Linked DNA regions of Homo sapiens: region 2 is linked to region 1. A link is an interaction called in ENCODE POLR2A ChIA-PET data of the cell type or tissue named here. Cell type or tissue: A673. All regions are shown on one strand. Each heading gives the region's core, and the rest is flanking DNA. Links, peaks and the distances in the headings are about the cores only. Region 1 has its middle 13 kb from the start of LRRC72. Region 2 overlaps CRPPA (CDP-L-ribitol pyrophosphorylase A).

Region 1 (8,344 bases), core at 173-8,172:
ACAGGATGACAAGTGACATCATATGGTGACTGGTATAAAAAAAAAGAAGCAGCCATCACCACAGGAATAGTTCTAGTTTTGTGGCCTTGCCTAGGGGGCTCTGCATTCTGGATGTTGGTTGCCTCTTGTGGTCATAAAGAAAACATAGCTTCTTAAATAAAGTTGCATGTGCAAGACTCAAAGGCAGAAGGCTGGCAGATTAGCCCTGGCCACTCATCCCCCAAAACCAAGAGCTGAGCCTCATTCCTGCTGTCTCATTTCTACATCCCAGAAACAGCCACCTTCCAAGCTCATGATGGAGTTTCCTTAAACTTCTCCTGAAGAGAATTAAACAGAAACCAGGTCAGGATGTTCTGAGTAGACCATTCATGCCTGAGGGGTCTCTTGGACCCCTTAGAGCTTTTCCTTCTAGTGAGGATCCTCCATGGACTTGGGCTGTGCCCAGGATTTACCTGGGGTGGACAGGTAGGCACAGGGTGACTGTTAAATTCCACAGGATGAATTATTAATGTCTTTCTCATCTATGGTTAGTTTCTCCTGGTTTTCTCCTGTTACAGATAATCCTGTAATAAGGTTTTTTGTTTCTGTTTTTTTACCTAGGGTCAGCACACAGTATGGAGGATAAAAGCATGGAAGCCAGGTCAAATGGGGCGGAGGGGGGCGGTAACTGCCTGTCTCTCTTACTAGTTGTGTGACCCTCGACCAGTTTCTTAACTCTCTGTCCTTCAGTTTCCTCATCTGTAAAATAAGTCTAGGTTGGAAATCTTGCAGATAATATACCGATATAAAAGGGCTATTGCCACTCTAAATGGCCTTCTGGTGGCAAGAACAATGCAATTATTACAGGGACTTCTCAGACGGATCATGACATTAACTCTAAAAAAGGTAACTATTCTGTTTCAAGTTCATCTCTGGCAGAACAGAGCCAGATTCTTATTTTTTATGTTTTCCAATTGGTAAGTATCACTACAGTTATAAAGGTTAAAATGACAATTGTAACTTCGGATACTTCTGATGGAAGATGGAAGGGGGCAATAGCTACACACGTTTATTTATGAAAACCACACAATTTATTAGCTGTATTAGGTACTATAGCAACAGTCTGCATGCAGCATCACAGCTTTCTATTCTGACAACCCCATTATATTCGCTGTGAGTGGAAAAATCTCATAGGTTTTTATTGTTGTTGTTGTTTTTACTTTGTACATAGCTATTTGCCGTATCAACTTGCTTCTTTAAATAGACTCCTATAAAAATCGCATCTGAGCAAGGTTTTAACTCTTGATGAAACAGACTTGTTGGGTGAATGGTCTGTCTCAGTGGCATGAAAAAGGGAACAGATGTTAGAGCCTAAGCTGAGTGAAGACAATGTCTGTGCAGTGGGTCCACATTGGGGATTCAGGGCCTCAGCACGGTGCAGGGAGCAACCCTGTGAGTGGAAGTGAGTAGGAGCACAGGCGCAGTGTCAGAGTTCAAGCCAGGTGAGGAGAACATTCACGTGGAAGCAGGGCATCCCGGTGGGTATAGCAGGGTGAGGAGGGAGGTCCAGGCACACGAGTGTGGACTGTCAGACTCCACCTGAATGAGGGCAGCATCAGCTTAGCAGAGGAAACTGGCATGGTGTATAGACCAAGAAGGGAATGTCTTGGCAATGCAAGCTAAGCAGGCACAGGGAGAGATGGGTGTGGGTATTCATGCAGGGGCAGGATTGTTGTAAAAAGTTTGAGCCCAAGAAAGGTAAGGAGGGTATCCATGGAAAGGGGATACCCTCAGCCCTACAAAGTGCTACGATCACAAGGGTGAGACACCATGCCTTAATTAATTAAAAAAATAATAATAAAGTGTAGTGCTGTCATCTGATTTCAAACATCGCTTTAGAGTGGGGTGAACACACCTCAACGGCACTGTGATGACAACTAAGCAGGGTCCGTGCTGGGTGTGGGAAAAGGGATAGCTAACCATCGTGGGCACACATTACTCCATGTTCTATGTAGTTGTGATGAGCTGGATATTTGTGTGCCCCCAAAATGCATATGTTGAAATCCTAACTCCCAACACAATGGCATTAGGAAGTGGGGCCTGTGGAAGATAATTAGGTCATGAGGGTGGAGCCTTTGTGCGTGTGATTAGTGCTCTTACAAGAAGTGCCAAAGGAAAATATCTTGGGCCCCCAAAATCACTAAGGAAAACTCAAGCTGGGAACTGCTTAGGGCAAACCTGCCTCCCATTCTATTCAAAGTCACACCTCTGCTCACTGAGATAGATGCTTATCTGATTTGCCTCCTTTGGAAAGGCTCATCAGAAACTGAAAAGAATGTAGGCATTTGTGTATCACCTGTCTGCGACCTGGAAGCTCCCTCTGGGCTTCGAGACTTCCTGCCTTTGCTTCAGGTTGTCCCGCCTTTCCAGACCAAACCAATGTACTTCTTACGCATATCGATTGATGTCTCCCTAAATGTATGAAACCAAGCTGTGCCCTGACTACCATGGGCACATGCCGTCAGGACTTCCTGAGGCTGTGTCACCGGCTCATCCTCAATGTTGGCAAAATAAACTTTCTAAATTAACTGAGACCTGTCTCAACTTTTCAGGGTTCTCAGAAGCAACATGAGAGCACTCTCTCTGTTCTCCACCATGTGAGGATCCAACAAGAAGGTGGCCATCTGCAACCCACAAGAGGACCCTCACAAGAACCCAATCACGTTGGCACCCTCATCTCGGACTTCCAGCTTCCAAAACGGTGGGAAATAAAATTCTATTTTTTATAATCCACGAGGTTTATGGTATTTGGTTATAACAGCCCAGACTCTCCTAAGAAGGTGACCATGGAATGTAGGCCCTCTACTTTCTCTCAAGGGTGACATGTCAGTATGTGAATCCTGGAACTGTGATGGCTATGTCGTGATGCGGAAAGGTAACCTGAAAAGAGAGCCAACTTAGAAGAGTGTAGGATTTAAAACTATTAACAGCAGAGATTTAGAGCTCTGGCCATGATTGTACGGAACCTAAAACTGCTCTCTCTTTAAACTACTTGCTAATGGAGGCAAGACACTCCTTTATTATTTAAACAAGTAGATCTTGGTGTTCTGATATTGTAATAAAAACATTTGAATTGGTAACATACCTTTACTCCAAAGTTAGCGCATATCATTGCCAGTGAGTCTGCTAGCAGCTCTGCACATGGTAAATAGGAGAGACTTATATTCTGGGTTATTGGAAACAACAGGTAGGATTATTTACAGATAAACAGTGTAGAAATCGGAGCTTGGAAGCTTCCTCTTAACCGGGAGAAAGCCATAGCCCAGCTTTACGATTTCCCATTGGGTCTCATGTGGGACTACAGACAAGAGCCTCAGGGTCATTCCACCAGTTAAATAAAGTTTCTTTCTTTTTCTTTTTTTTTTTTTTTTTTGAAAAGGAGCCTTGCTCTGTCACTCAGGCTGGAGTGCAGTGGCACAATCTTGGCTCACTGCAACCTCCGCCTCCCGGGTTCAAGCAATTGTCTTGTCTCAGCCTCTCTAGTAACTGGGACTACAGGCACCTCCCACCACGCCTGGCTAATTTTTTATTTTTATTTTTATTTTTTATTTTTAGTAGAGATGGGGTTTCACCATATTGGTCAGGCTGGTCTCAAACTCCTGACCTCAGGTGATCCACCCACCTCAACCTCCCAAAGTGCTGAGATTATACGTGTGAGCCCCAAACCTGGCTTAAAGGAAGTTTCTTTATTTTTATTTATTTATTTTTTTTGAGACAGAGTCTTGCACTGTTGCCTGGGCTGGTGTGCAGTGGCGCAATCTTGGCTCACTGCAACCTCCGCCTCCTGGGTTCAAGCAATTCTCCTGCCTCAGCCTCCCGAGTAGCTTGGATTACAGGCGCAGGCCACCACACTGAGCTAATTTTTTTTTTTTTTCGTATTTTTAGTAGAGACGGGGTTTCACTATGTTGGCCAGGCTGGTCTCAACTTCCTGACCTCGTGATCTGCCCACCTCAGCCTCCCAAAGTACTGGGATTACAGGCGTGAGCCCAGCCAGTGAAGTTTCTTAAATGTTCATAATTAATACAAAGCATAAACTTATTACTACCATAGCTATATAGTTTAGGTGTGATCCTTATATAAGTAACAAAATGAAGTTAATAAAAAGAATTTTGTTCAAATAAGAATAATATATGAAAAAATGAGGCAAGATTAAAAAAAACAGCTGTAGGGTAAGAAGAATTGAAGCTGGGGAAGCTAGAATTTCTTAGCAAAGCAACTGTCAAGTTTACCAGTCTAATAATGTTCTTGGTAAATTTTCTTGTCAAACGACTTCCGACAGACAATTCTTGAACTTTTAGAGAAAACATAAAAATACCAAGAGATTATGTCAGAGAACAGCATAAAGTTGATAGTGGAAATAATTTTCACTGTGGGCCACACCAAGACAAACAATTAGGGAAGTGCACATGTAATTCTTTGAGCCATTAATTTGTAAATGACAAAGATCGGAAATAAGGGATTTTCTTCCCCCAAGAGACATCCTAGTTACTAAAGCTGTGATACAAAATATAACAAAAGTCAACAAAAGGAAATTGAAAAGGAATGTATGTAATTACAGCAAAGACAGGATGCATGATATTTTTCACCACCTAATATTACAATAGGTAAATGGATTAGCTAACTATACAATCTGACTTAGAAAACACAGAAAGGATTATTTAAAATAATGCCATATAAATTCTTAGTTGACTTCCTTTTGTCTAATGGTATTCACACTTTAGTGACAGTATGTTAAAAGTTTATGAGTAAAAGTAGGAATGCAGTAAAATATTTTTAGACCACCTACAGCTAGCATACATTAAATTATACAACACATTCTTTTCAATAAATGGCCTTTTTATATCATTCCAGTTACTGATAGAAACTGAAAACAGGGTTATGACATTTAATTAATTCACAAAATGCAGCTGTTCTTCAAGTTTTTGGCAGCTGTCCAATAATTTTAATGAAAAATTTTTAAAAAAGAGAATGAGGAAAAAAAATTCCACCAGAAATAACTTCAATTTTTCTATTAGTCCTTAATATGATGGAAAAGGTCAAAAGATGCCAGCTCTGGGCAAGTATTACCACAAAAATTAGAATCAATATGGGCAGAATATAGACCCAAAAAATGACATGTAAATTTGAAAATGCAATGATATTGCAAGCTACTTCCACAAGATAATGTTACCACATCACTGACTTGGTCAGACTCTCGATTTAAAGTAGAAAAATCTAATGCAAACCAGCTTCAACCCAAAGGGTAGTATATTGACTTGCATAACTAAACTACAGTAAACAAAGGTGTGGAGCTAACTAGAACGAAGGACTCAAATACTATGAGAACTGATCGTCTCTTGCTCTCTGCATTAGTTTAGTTTTCTTCTACTGTCCATCCACTTTCTATGCTGGAAGATGCATGGCTGATGGCAGCTTCTAGGCTCATGCACTACTGAACCTGGAAGACCCATGCTTAATGATAAGACAATGGAAACATTCTAGGGAAGGATTTTAAATGGCCTAGCTTGTGTGGTTGACCAAGAGTTGTGACTCAAGTTTTATGGTCCACTTCAGTCCCCACCTTTAGACAAGAAACTGTGACTGGGAGGTGGGCCATGTAGTTCCTATTCTTATTGGCTCAGTTAACAAATCCTCTCATTATATGGATAAGATAGAAAAATGAATACTGAATAACAATACATATAGAAGAAATTTGAATTAGCATTAATTAGAGAAAGAGTAGAAACATCTGTACAAAATCATCAGGTTGTAAAGCAACCCGTAGAATGGAAGAAAGTATTTGCAAGTCACATATCTGACAAGGGTCTACCATTAAGCATCTATAAAGCACATTTCCAACTCAACAACTAAAAGACAACTCAACTAAAAAATGGGTAAAGGTCTTGAATAGACATTTCTCCAAGGGAGATATGTAAATGGCCAACAAATGAAAAGATGCTCAACATCATCAGTCCCTAGAGAAATGCAAATTGAAACTGCAATGAGTGTTGGTGAGGAACTGAGAAGTTAGAACCTTCACACATTGCTGGTGAGAGTGTAAAACATTGCCATCACTGTAGAAAAGAGTTTGGGGGCTCCTCAAAAAGCTAAACATAAAATTAGCATACAACTCAACAGTTTCTTAGATATATGCCTAAAAGAATAGAAATAGGTATTTAAATGAAGACTTGTAAACAAATGTACTTAGCAGCACTATTCATAATAGGCGAAAGGTAGAAACAACCCAAATGTTCACCAACTGATGAGCAGATTAACAAAATCTGATATACTCATACAATGGAATATTATTCAGTCATGAAAAGGAATGAAGTACCAATACATGTGACAATGTATGTGAACCTCAAAAATACTTTGTCAAATGAAAGAAGATAGGCATACAAGGTCATATATTGTATAATCACACTAATATAAAATGCCCAGAATAGGTAAATTCATACAGACAGAAAGCAGAACCTGCTACTCAGGGATAGGCAACAGAATAAAAGAGCAGCACAGGAAGGGGAACTTGCAATTAGGCCATTTGAGGTCCTCTCTGTTTCACATGTCAAAACAACACATGATATTAATTTTAGGCCTTATGCCACAGAGCTCCACTGCAAATAATAGACTGCTCCTTTCTCCTTAGTTCCAATTTGAAAAACCTGGGGGGGATTATTCTGCTTAGACCGGCAAAGGTTGCATGCCTACCCTTAATGCCAGGAGTATAGCAAATTATGTTTGTCAGCCTAAGTGGGACACAGAATTGAGGATGAAACAGTGCCCCCAAAGAGGACATTCTCTTTTCAAAAGACAAGGGGGATCAAAAGGCAGCATAATTCCTAACCACCCTTCTTTTTATTTCTCTCCCTCCTTTCCCTCACAACTGCTTCTCTATATTAAACTTCCTTTCTCTTCCCTTGCCTTCTCTTCTCATCCTCTTATCTTCTCATTTCCTCTCTTCACTCTGTCTCTTCTTTACAACCCTCTTTTCTGTTCCTTTTTTCTTCTTCTCTCTTTCTCCTCCTTCTCTTCATTTTTGTTCTATTCTCTGTCTCTCACTCTCTTTCCTTATCCCTCTGCCCACTTTTAATAGTGCATTCCAACAAAAGCCACCCACAGTCATCACCTACACAAGTTTTAGGTGATCTGGTGGCCTTCAACTTCATTTCTACTTCTTCCTGAATTATTCAGAACACTAGATAAATGGTAAATAATTGGATAGAGCCTGCATTCGCTGCTAATCTGTCTCACCTATCCAAATTTATGAAAAATTGTCAAGTTCTTGGCAAGTGTGAAAACAGATTTTCTTTCTTTGTTATAACTACAGATGAATTTATGAAACAAAAATTATTTTCTAAAACTTTAGAAGCCTTGAACTTGCTCTGCTAAAGTCTCTCAATACCTTTGCATTTTTTATGAAAAAGATTTCTTTTGAACTACTTTCCAACATGTACTGCCTCTAATTAAAATGATTATTGAACTTTACTCTGCTATTTGCTTTGTGTGTGAAGGTGGTAATGAAAACATCATTAATTAGAACGTAGCAGAGGAATAAAGGCCACAAGGAGCACAAGGAAGATAGTTTGGAATTATGTATGAAGGCAACTGAAACACTTCAGGCTCTGAGGAAATAATAATAATCCATTTGATTGCCAGTCTATATCAAACAGACCAAATACAATTAAGGTAGGTTTAAAGCTATGGGTACTCAGGCTATTTGCTTCCTAATGGTCATTCCTTAGAGACTGGTCTTATTCACATCCCCCAGTGCCTGGCAGAGTGTGTGGTTTATGGTAGGAACTCAGTCCATTTTACTGCCTGCCTGTCTAAATCAATAATAAATGAAGGGTGCCAGGTTATCTAAAATAGTTTCTTCATACAGTTAGAACACTTTAAATCACTTGATGGCCCATGTCTGGCCACACATGGTGACCCAGGCTTCCTGGAACTGGTTTGGTAGTCTCTTCCTGCCACTGTAGCTTGTAGATGAGAGCAACAAAGACTCTGCTACCAAGAATCCTGAATGCCACTGCTAACAGAGATCAGCTGCAAAACGATTCCAGGACATCAAGGAAAATGACTTCCAAGCTGATTCTTCTTTCTGAAATTTACCTTAAAAATTATGGGAGTATGGAGAAGAAAATCCCAGTATCCTCAAATGCTGAAGTTAAAAAGAATCAGAGAAACCCACCTGTTAATAGATAGTGAAACCCATGTGTTCACAGATAACATCCCAATATTTTTTTTTAGGAAAAACCGCATTACCTTTACTTGGTTAAATGACAAAATAACCAAGTAAATGAGTCAAATAATTCATTTATCAGA
Region 2 (8,344 bases), core at 338-8,337, 210 kb before region 1:
TCAGGGTGTTGGGTTTTTTTAATTAAAATAAGGACAACCCATATTGCTGTAAAAGTTAGATGGAAAAAATGAATAACCCATCAATTGAGAATTACAACATTTTCCAGTCATACTGCTTTTGAAGTACGTTAGCTATGTAGGAAAAAAATAAGGCTAAAAGTACTTTAAAATTCACTAGTTTTGGTTGGCATGTGCTTGTTTTAGAAATACTATAGCATTTCACATTTTAATAGATTGGTTGAATTGCTTGAACAACTTTTTATCTGTGTTATCAAGTTAGCTGCTACTTTATTTCTGGATAGTAAGGTATAGTTTTGGTCCAGGATTTACCTGCCAGGATAAAGGAATAGCAGAGGAATCTAATTTGGATAGAAGTGCAGTAGCCCACTTCACTAAACAAAGTTTCTGTACAAATCTAGTAGTTAGCTAATCTGGAGGATAAAAATTCCAATTTCATAGGCACGGTAAGGTAATAATACGGTGGGAATTTCTCATTCCTATCACGTCTACATGTTGTTCTTGTTTCTGTGTTGAGACATAAAATAGTAAAAAAAAAAAAAAAAAAAAAAAAAACTTTCAGAACACAGCCAGTTGGCCACTATCTCCAATAATTTAAGGTGACACATAAAGTTCTCCCATCTTTCCCTTCACAATAAATAGGCAAAACTTACATTTCAAAGATAATAGAATGTTTATTAGGTATAGATTTTTCAGAACTTATTTCCTTACCAATCATATACATATAGAAAATATTCTTTTCTGGATACCTATATAAAATGCTGGATAACTATATAAAAATATCTGAAGAGAAACAATGTCACCATATTGTGTTTTTGAAATTACAAAAACCAAATAGAGACTACTTTGTTTCTTTTGTTTTTAAACAGATGCTGAAATACTTGGACCTTAAAAAAATGTATTCCCCAACAAAAGGAATCCTCAAAAGTCATTCATTCCAATAATATTGTGATTACACAAAAACTTCAGAAACTCCTAAAAAAGCACATTCAGACAACGGAACACAGTGGTTAAATTTCTTCAGTAACTGGTTATCAATCTTGTATGGCTTGAAGATGGTTTTGACATTTAGAAACAAGATGTCTGTTCAATTAAGCCTGTACAGTGTAGTAAGAGACCAAGTTAATTAAAAGTAAATGGGGTCACAAATATGGTACAACTCTAAATTAAAGGGACTCAAGTTGTTATGCAGACTAGATGAAATCTCATCAAAATAAGAGGGTTTACTTGGGCCTGTCAAAGCAAGACTACTCCAGGAAAGCATGACAGCTGATCCCTACTCCCAGAACCAGTTCTGTACTCCTCAGTGCTTATCGCCCTGGTGGGGGTAGTGGGGTACCGTGGCCATTTTCTACCCTGCATGGTGTGTTGAAAGAAAAAAAAAACTGATATTATCTCCAGACCCCAGAAGAGCTAGCACAGGAAGGTGACATCAAGCCAGAATGTTTACCTTTTACTTTTACCAAAACGTATTTATAAAATACAAAATACAGACCAGCCTGGCCAACATAGTGACACCCCGTCTCTACTAAAAATACAAAAATCAGCCGTGCATGGTGGCAGGCACCTATAGTCCTAGCTATTTGGGAGGCTAAGGCAGGAGAATCACTTGAACCCAGGAGGCAGAGGTTGCAGTGAGCTGAGATCTTGCCACTGCACTCCAGCCTGGGTGACAGAGCAAGACTCCATCTCAAAAAAATTAATTAATTAAAGAAAATAAAATACAAAATAATCCTCCTAGGATTTCTGGTGGCAACTGAAATTCTACTACTGAAATTCTAGTACTACGTGCAGTCCTCAGAAATTTCAAGTCAGTCTTTAAACCAATGTGAAGTGAACTCCCTGACTTTTCAGGGGAAAGGGAAGGTGTATTGTTCCATGTTTCAGGATCTTCCTTCGCCTTACACTGTTACATGGTAATAAAATGCCTCAATTATGTCCAAATATGTCTTTTACTGTCAGATTTTTGAATCATGTTTCAAGTACATGGCCATGCCATCTGAGTCCAGTACCAGTTTAGCATAATTGTACTAGAACTTTTCAGATACATTTTTTTTTAAAAGGCAGCATCTTTGGAGTTAGTGTAGAATTAGGACACTAATTTCAAAGCATAAACTCCATTGTTGTGTAAAACAAATACTCTCATCATACAAAATAAGATCACAAAATTAAAGTAAAAGCCTAATGACAAATCTTACAATGTTATCAAAAGGGGTTAAATAATTAGCTATGAAAATACCAAAAAAAGAAGTCAAAGATGAGACAAGAGGCAGAAAGAGAAAATAGGGACCCTGAAAACAACAGCAATATTTGCATTCTAGCATCACCTCAGTTAACAGGGAAAAAAATGTGATACCAAAAAACAAACAAACAAAAAACGCTTATAACGTCTATCTGTAAGACATTTTCCCCAATCCAGAGCACGACAGGACTTTTAGGGTCCAAGCTCCCTTTGAAGCATGGCATTATTCAAATCTCATTCATAAGAGTAGAGCTCTCTACTTCCATTCCATGTGGAAAGTGATGCTATGATGCTGATTTCTAGTGGGGGGATCGCCCTTTCAGCATGTGTTTCCCAGGACTGCTACAGTGAATTACTACAAACTGGCAGACTTCAAACAACAGAAATTTGGCTGGGCGTGGTGGTGGTGGGTCACGCCTGTAATCCCAGCACTTTGGGAGGCCAAGACGGGCAGATCACAAAGTCAGGAGATCAAGACCATCCTGGCCAACATGGTGAAACCCCGTCTCTACTAAAAATACAAAAATTAGCTGAGTGTGGTGGCAAGCGCCTGTGGTGGCAAGCACCTGTAGTCCCAGCTACTCGGGAGACTGAGGCGGGAGAATTGCTTGAACCAGGGAGTCGGAGGTTGCAGTGAGCCAAGATTGTGCCACTGCACTCCAACCTGATGACAGAGCAAGACTCCGTCAAAAACAAACAAACAAAAAAATTTATATTCTCTCACAGTCTGGAGACTAGACATCCGAAATCAAGATACAAGTAGGACCCTCTGAAAGCTTTTGGGAAGAATTCTTTCCAGCCTCTTCCTAGCTTCTGGTGATGGCTGGCAACCCCTGCCATTCCTTGGCTTGCAGATGTGTCACTCCAATATCCACCTCCATCATCACATGGCCTTCTCCCTGTATCTGTGTCTCTTCTATTCTTGTACAGATATTAGTCATATTAGCTTTAGGGCCTACCCTATTCCAGCAGGACCTCGTCTTCACTTGATTACATCTGCAAAGACACTATTTCCAAATAAGGTCACATTCACAGGTGCCACGGATTAGGACTTGAACATACTTTTTTAGAGGACAGTTGAACCCACAACAATGTCCCTAAAAAGGGACTCACCAGTGGAACCAAGAGAAGCACTGTGTGGAAAGGCCAATCAGGTTAGCGTGCACTGATATTTGTTGCACATAAAAGGGGAGCAGAGCATCAAGATGTACCTGAGGACTAACACTCTTGCTGGAGAGAACAGAGAAATATAAACACCTCACCAAAAAGGAAACACTGAAGATGGAATGTAACATTCAGAGAGTAATGTGCTGCTTCCTTTTCATCCACAGATCTCAAGAGTGCTTTACAAACTTGATGAGGGCTCAGAACATGCAAAAGAGGTAAATAATCACAGCTCCAAAGATGTCAAAAGTGAGACCAGGGATTATTGACATGTCAGTAGCAATAAAACGCCTTAGAGTTTCCGCCTTTTTTCTTGGTCTTCAAATTAGGTCTGCCAGACAGCCAAAGGAGTTCTAAAGAAATGTGGGTCAGGACCTTTAATGAAACATCTAACTGGTAATTGCCAAAAATCCTCATAAATATCACTGAGCCATATATAGAAAAGGATGAATAAAATGTTTGCCTGCTGGGTTGATGATAGTTAACCCAGCAGAGGCAGACATTTTAGGTTGTCCTTAAATGAAGAGTAATATTGCATAAAATTTCTTTACCGCATAAATTTTCTCTACCAGGCAATACTTCAAACATGTCAATATTTTGGAGTCTTAGAATTCAACATTTTAAGTATTTAAGATTATCCTGAGACAATCTTAGCATGCAGTGAGGCTGATCATGTTACTGTGCAAAATAACTGATCAACTTACAGGGCTTTCTGTTTTAAAAATCAGTAAGGAAATATGCTTATAGACTCAATTAGAATGAATCTTTACTAATCAGATTTTGATGGATGTTTCATAAAGATTTCCAAAGACTGCAAGCAATATTTCAAAAGCAGCAATATGTATTTCAAGATTATGAAATAATCTTATTTCCAAATGTACTTATTTCTGATTTCCAGACTCCTATTTCCAAATGTCCTGTTCAATTCAACTAATGAAACAAAGAATCACACTCTAAACCATCCCTGGCCTTGATAAGAAGCTGCAGTATGATAGTGCCATTATCTTGTTTGCAATAAGTATTCTATTCCCTCCAAAAGAGGTTAGGCCAGGTGTGGTGGCTCACACCTGTAATCCCAGCACTTTGGGAGGCTGAGGCAGGCAGATAGCCTGAGGTCAGGAGTTCAAGACTAGGCTGGCCAACATGGTGAAACCCCGTCTCTACTAAAAATACAAAAATTAGCCGGGTGGTGGTAGGCACCTGTGATCCCAGCTACTTGGGAGGCTGGGACAGGAGAATTGCTTGAAATTTGGAGGTGGAGGTTACAATGAGACTGCACCATTGCCCTCCAGCCTGGGCCAGAAGAGTGAAACTCTGTCAAAAAAAAAAAAAAAAAAAAAAAAAAAGAAGCAAGTTAGCCATTAAAAGAACTGGGCCCTGCCACAGGAAACAGTCTAATTCCTCACAGTGGGACAGAAAGTGGATCCAGCTACCACCCCCACTGGGTTGGAACTGTTGCAGATATCCTTTTAACCCAGTTAAGTTGGAGCAACCACCCAGGGCCTGAAAGGAAATGTTGATACTGCAGGCAAAGTTGTAGCTTTAATCAAACTGAGTGAAGAAAAAAAAAAAAAAAAAAGGCTATTGATATGGTTTGGATCTGTGTCCCTGCCCAAATCTCATGGGGAATTGTAAGCTCTAACCATGGAGGTGAGACCTGGTGGGAGGTGACTGGATCGTGGGGGCAGATTTCCGCCTTGGAGCTGTTCTCCAAGTGAGTGAGGTCTCGAAGTGTCTCACTCCTCCTTTGCTTTCTGCCATAATTGGAAGCCTCCTGAGGCCTCTCCAGAAGCAGAAGCCACTATGCTTCCTATGCAGCCTGCAGAACCATGAGCCAATTAAACCTCATTCCTTTATAAATTACCAAGTCTCAGGTATTTCTTTATATTAGTGTGAGAACAGACTAATAAAGCTATCTACAGAGAGGAAGAAAAAGAAAAAAGTGAATAAACCAATCTCACAGGTTAAAATGAGATGTGTCTGAGTAAATTATCTCAAAGTGAATTTTCTTGAAGCCAAGCAATAGAAGGGATACTACACATTGATGGTTCAGTAAACCCGTGAGACTCCCTTAACTCCTACTCAATGCACTACTGGTTTTAAATGTACACACACGCAAACACATGAAAGCACAGAAAAGAACCCAAGCAAGGTATCATCCCTCTTACCTTCCAGAGGTCAGGTGATCCTTCTACAAGTTTGGCTTTAGTGCAACAGTATTTTAGGGCCAATTGCAAACACTCAGTTCCAAATTCCAAGTCATAGTCACTACACTGGTGTGGAAACAACAACAACAACAATTAAGCTAAAATGCGATTTTAAGTAAAACCAAGCCTTTTATTTCATAATCCATTGCAAACAAAGGAAGGGCCTAGGGGGCTCAAACTATTTAATCAGCTACTGACTGAGTTATAACATCCCCATTAGCTAAAAGCAAAACAGGGAATAGGAATACTGCAACCATCACGTGAAGCAAAACAAATAGTGAATAGGAATAGTGCAATCATATGAGTTTTGAGATTCCTCAGTAGTTCTAGGCGTAAAAAAATGTAATACTTTGTTTCCTTTGCTTATAAGTTACCTTTCCAAACATGTTTATAAAATGCCTGAAGGTATGGCTGAGGATTATCATATCTTAACTGTTGATAAATATATATCTACAAAATCTAAATCTCATATCTTGTATTTATATCAGGACATTTGCAGGTCATAGTTCTCTTGTTTTAGTAATTAAAATATCAATATATCTTTTAATTATTTACATTTTGTTTATAAACATGGAAAATTTAGTCTTTCATTGTGCGAAAAACTGTAAACATATCTCATAAATTCAGTAAAAATAAAACATTTTTTGGCATTTTAAGCAGAGCCACTAAAATAACCAAGTAATAATACAATTCAGCTGAACAGTACTCAGGGTACCTATCCTGTCTCCAAGTTCTATTTTAAGTACCAGATATATAAAGGTAAATGACACATGTATTATGCCCTCAAGGAACTCAGGTCTAGAAGGGGAGGCTGGCATCTAACAAGCAGTTTGTAACAGAACCTGATAGATGCAGCACTAGAAGAATGTCTAGAGGTAGCTCAGTGGATAAAACACTTAATTCTATGTGACGGCATCAGGAAGGCCTATCAGAGGAAATGGCTTGATCTCCAACAGCAGAATAAAATTGAACAAGGAGGATTATGTTTAAATCAAAAGGTGCTTTGCAAAGTTACGGAGGTTTGAGACATTTGGTAGACTAATTTTTTTTCTTCTTTTTTTTTTGAGACAGAGTTCTTGCTCTGTCTCCCAGACTGGAGCCACCATGCCCAGCTGAGACTTATTTTAGAAAGCATATCCATGTAAGGATTGCACAAGGCAACAAATATGAATATGGCATCAAGCACCCCTTGCCAAAGCTATTTTATTATCCTTACATGGAAGCTACTGAAAGAATATAAAACCTCTGGGACCCACAGTCACAAAAGGAGTTCATAAACATGTGCAGTCTCCTCTCTTGTGATCTCCTATTGGGTGCCCATAACTAATATTATTTGAAGGAGATTCTCATTAGATGTATATTCTAAATTCAAGTCAATCGCTAAATAAAATTAAGTTTAAAAAATCAATAGTGGTGATAAAATGAAATCATAAAACATAGTATATTAATCCAAAGGCCAACAGAAAAGTGAGAAAAAGAACCAAGAACAGGTGGAACAAATACAAAGCAAGTAGCAAGATGATTTTAGACAAGAAAGTTAATGAACGAGAGAGGGTATTGCACAAAATGTTTTGACACTTGTGATTCACCATGGGGGGGTTATAGTTATAATGATATCATTGATCACATGAGAAACACACACGCAAACAGACAGACACTGAAAACCATCTGCCTCCCTAGACTTGGCCCCCCGAAAACAGTGTCTAACAGCCTTCTGCCAAGGCAAAAGCCCTAAGGACACTTATCAGAGATCCCCCAAAAAGCAAGGTCCAGCCCAGTTATGCTATAGAGAAACACACAGTCAACACGCCCCAAGTAGAAAACTCACCAAGTCTAACCAGTCCCCAGCTAAACATGAGCAGAAAACCCATATTTAACTGTCACCCAAGGAAAGATTGTAATGTGAAAGATCAAAATGGCAAAAATAAAGCACTCGAGAAAATCGAAACTGCAATTTTTTAAAAACTATTAATAGATCTAGGAAGATAAAGAATTTTAAATCAGGTGACGGGGTAATATTTAAAAAGGCAGAAAAGGAAAGAGTCGTGTGACTCATCGACAAAGTCAAATACCCAAATAAAAATATTGAAATTTCAGGAAAAACAGAAAAAGATAGACGAAAACAACCAAATAATTCAGATATTCCAAAGATGAACAACATTGAATTTCCAGATTAAGAGAAATTATAGAGTATGGAAGCTAAGGGGTGAAAGTATGCCAAGCCCACTTAACGAAAACTATCTTACAAACAAGATGTAATCCAAATGAGTTGGGACTTCATAGAAACAATACAACTTAGAACAAAGAAGCAAATTAATCACAATTCTTGGGGTAATGATTTTAAACATAGAATTCTACTCCCAGGAGAGCTATCAAGTTTGAGGGCAGAATATGAACTTTTCCTCACATTCAAAGTATCAAAAGAATTTTATTATCCATGCATTGTTTTCTTTCCTACACTTTTTAAGACTTTAAATATTAGGTTCATAGCAAAATGGAGCAAAAGGCAAAGATTTCCATATACCCTCAAGCTCCCACATATACACGACCTCTCCTACTATTGAAACCTTGTAAACATAGTGGTATGTGTATTAGCATCAATAAACCTACATTGACACATCATTATCATTCAAAGCCCGTAGTTTAATTACGACCCATGCATTGTATTATACATTCTATGAGTTTTCACAAATGTACAATGATATACGTCCAT

The links. Peaks named below come from ENCODE experiments on the same cell type or tissue, not always from the same donor. Only the 100,000 strongest peaks of a DNase experiment are listed, where the experiment ranks them.
Region 2: POLR2A ChIA-PET joins it to region 1 with 9 read pairs; 1 of 35 experiments calls an interaction of 5 or more read pairs at or near these places.

What each region holds. Positions count from the first base shown.
Region 1 is chr7:16,509,957-16,518,300 of GRCh38, forward strand. No RefSeq gene overlaps it. Among named protein-coding and RNA genes, the nearest start is that of LRRC72, 13 kb to the right of the region's middle. RefSeq lists an enhancer at 1,996-2,497. In A673, for the core only: no CTCF peak of the experiment used is centred there; a DNase peak (open chromatin) is centred at 4,515; H3K27me3 peaks cover 2,863 bases.
Region 2 is chr7:16,302,931-16,311,274 of GRCh38, forward strand. It overlaps CRPPA (CDP-L-ribitol pyrophosphorylase A), which reads right to left. Exons shown (of 10, transcript NM_001101426.4): 4 at 5,593-5,697. Among named protein-coding and RNA genes, the nearest start is that of CRPPA-AS1, 97 kb to the left of the region's middle. In A673, for the core only: no CTCF peak of the experiment used is centred there; a DNase peak (open chromatin) is centred at 4,851.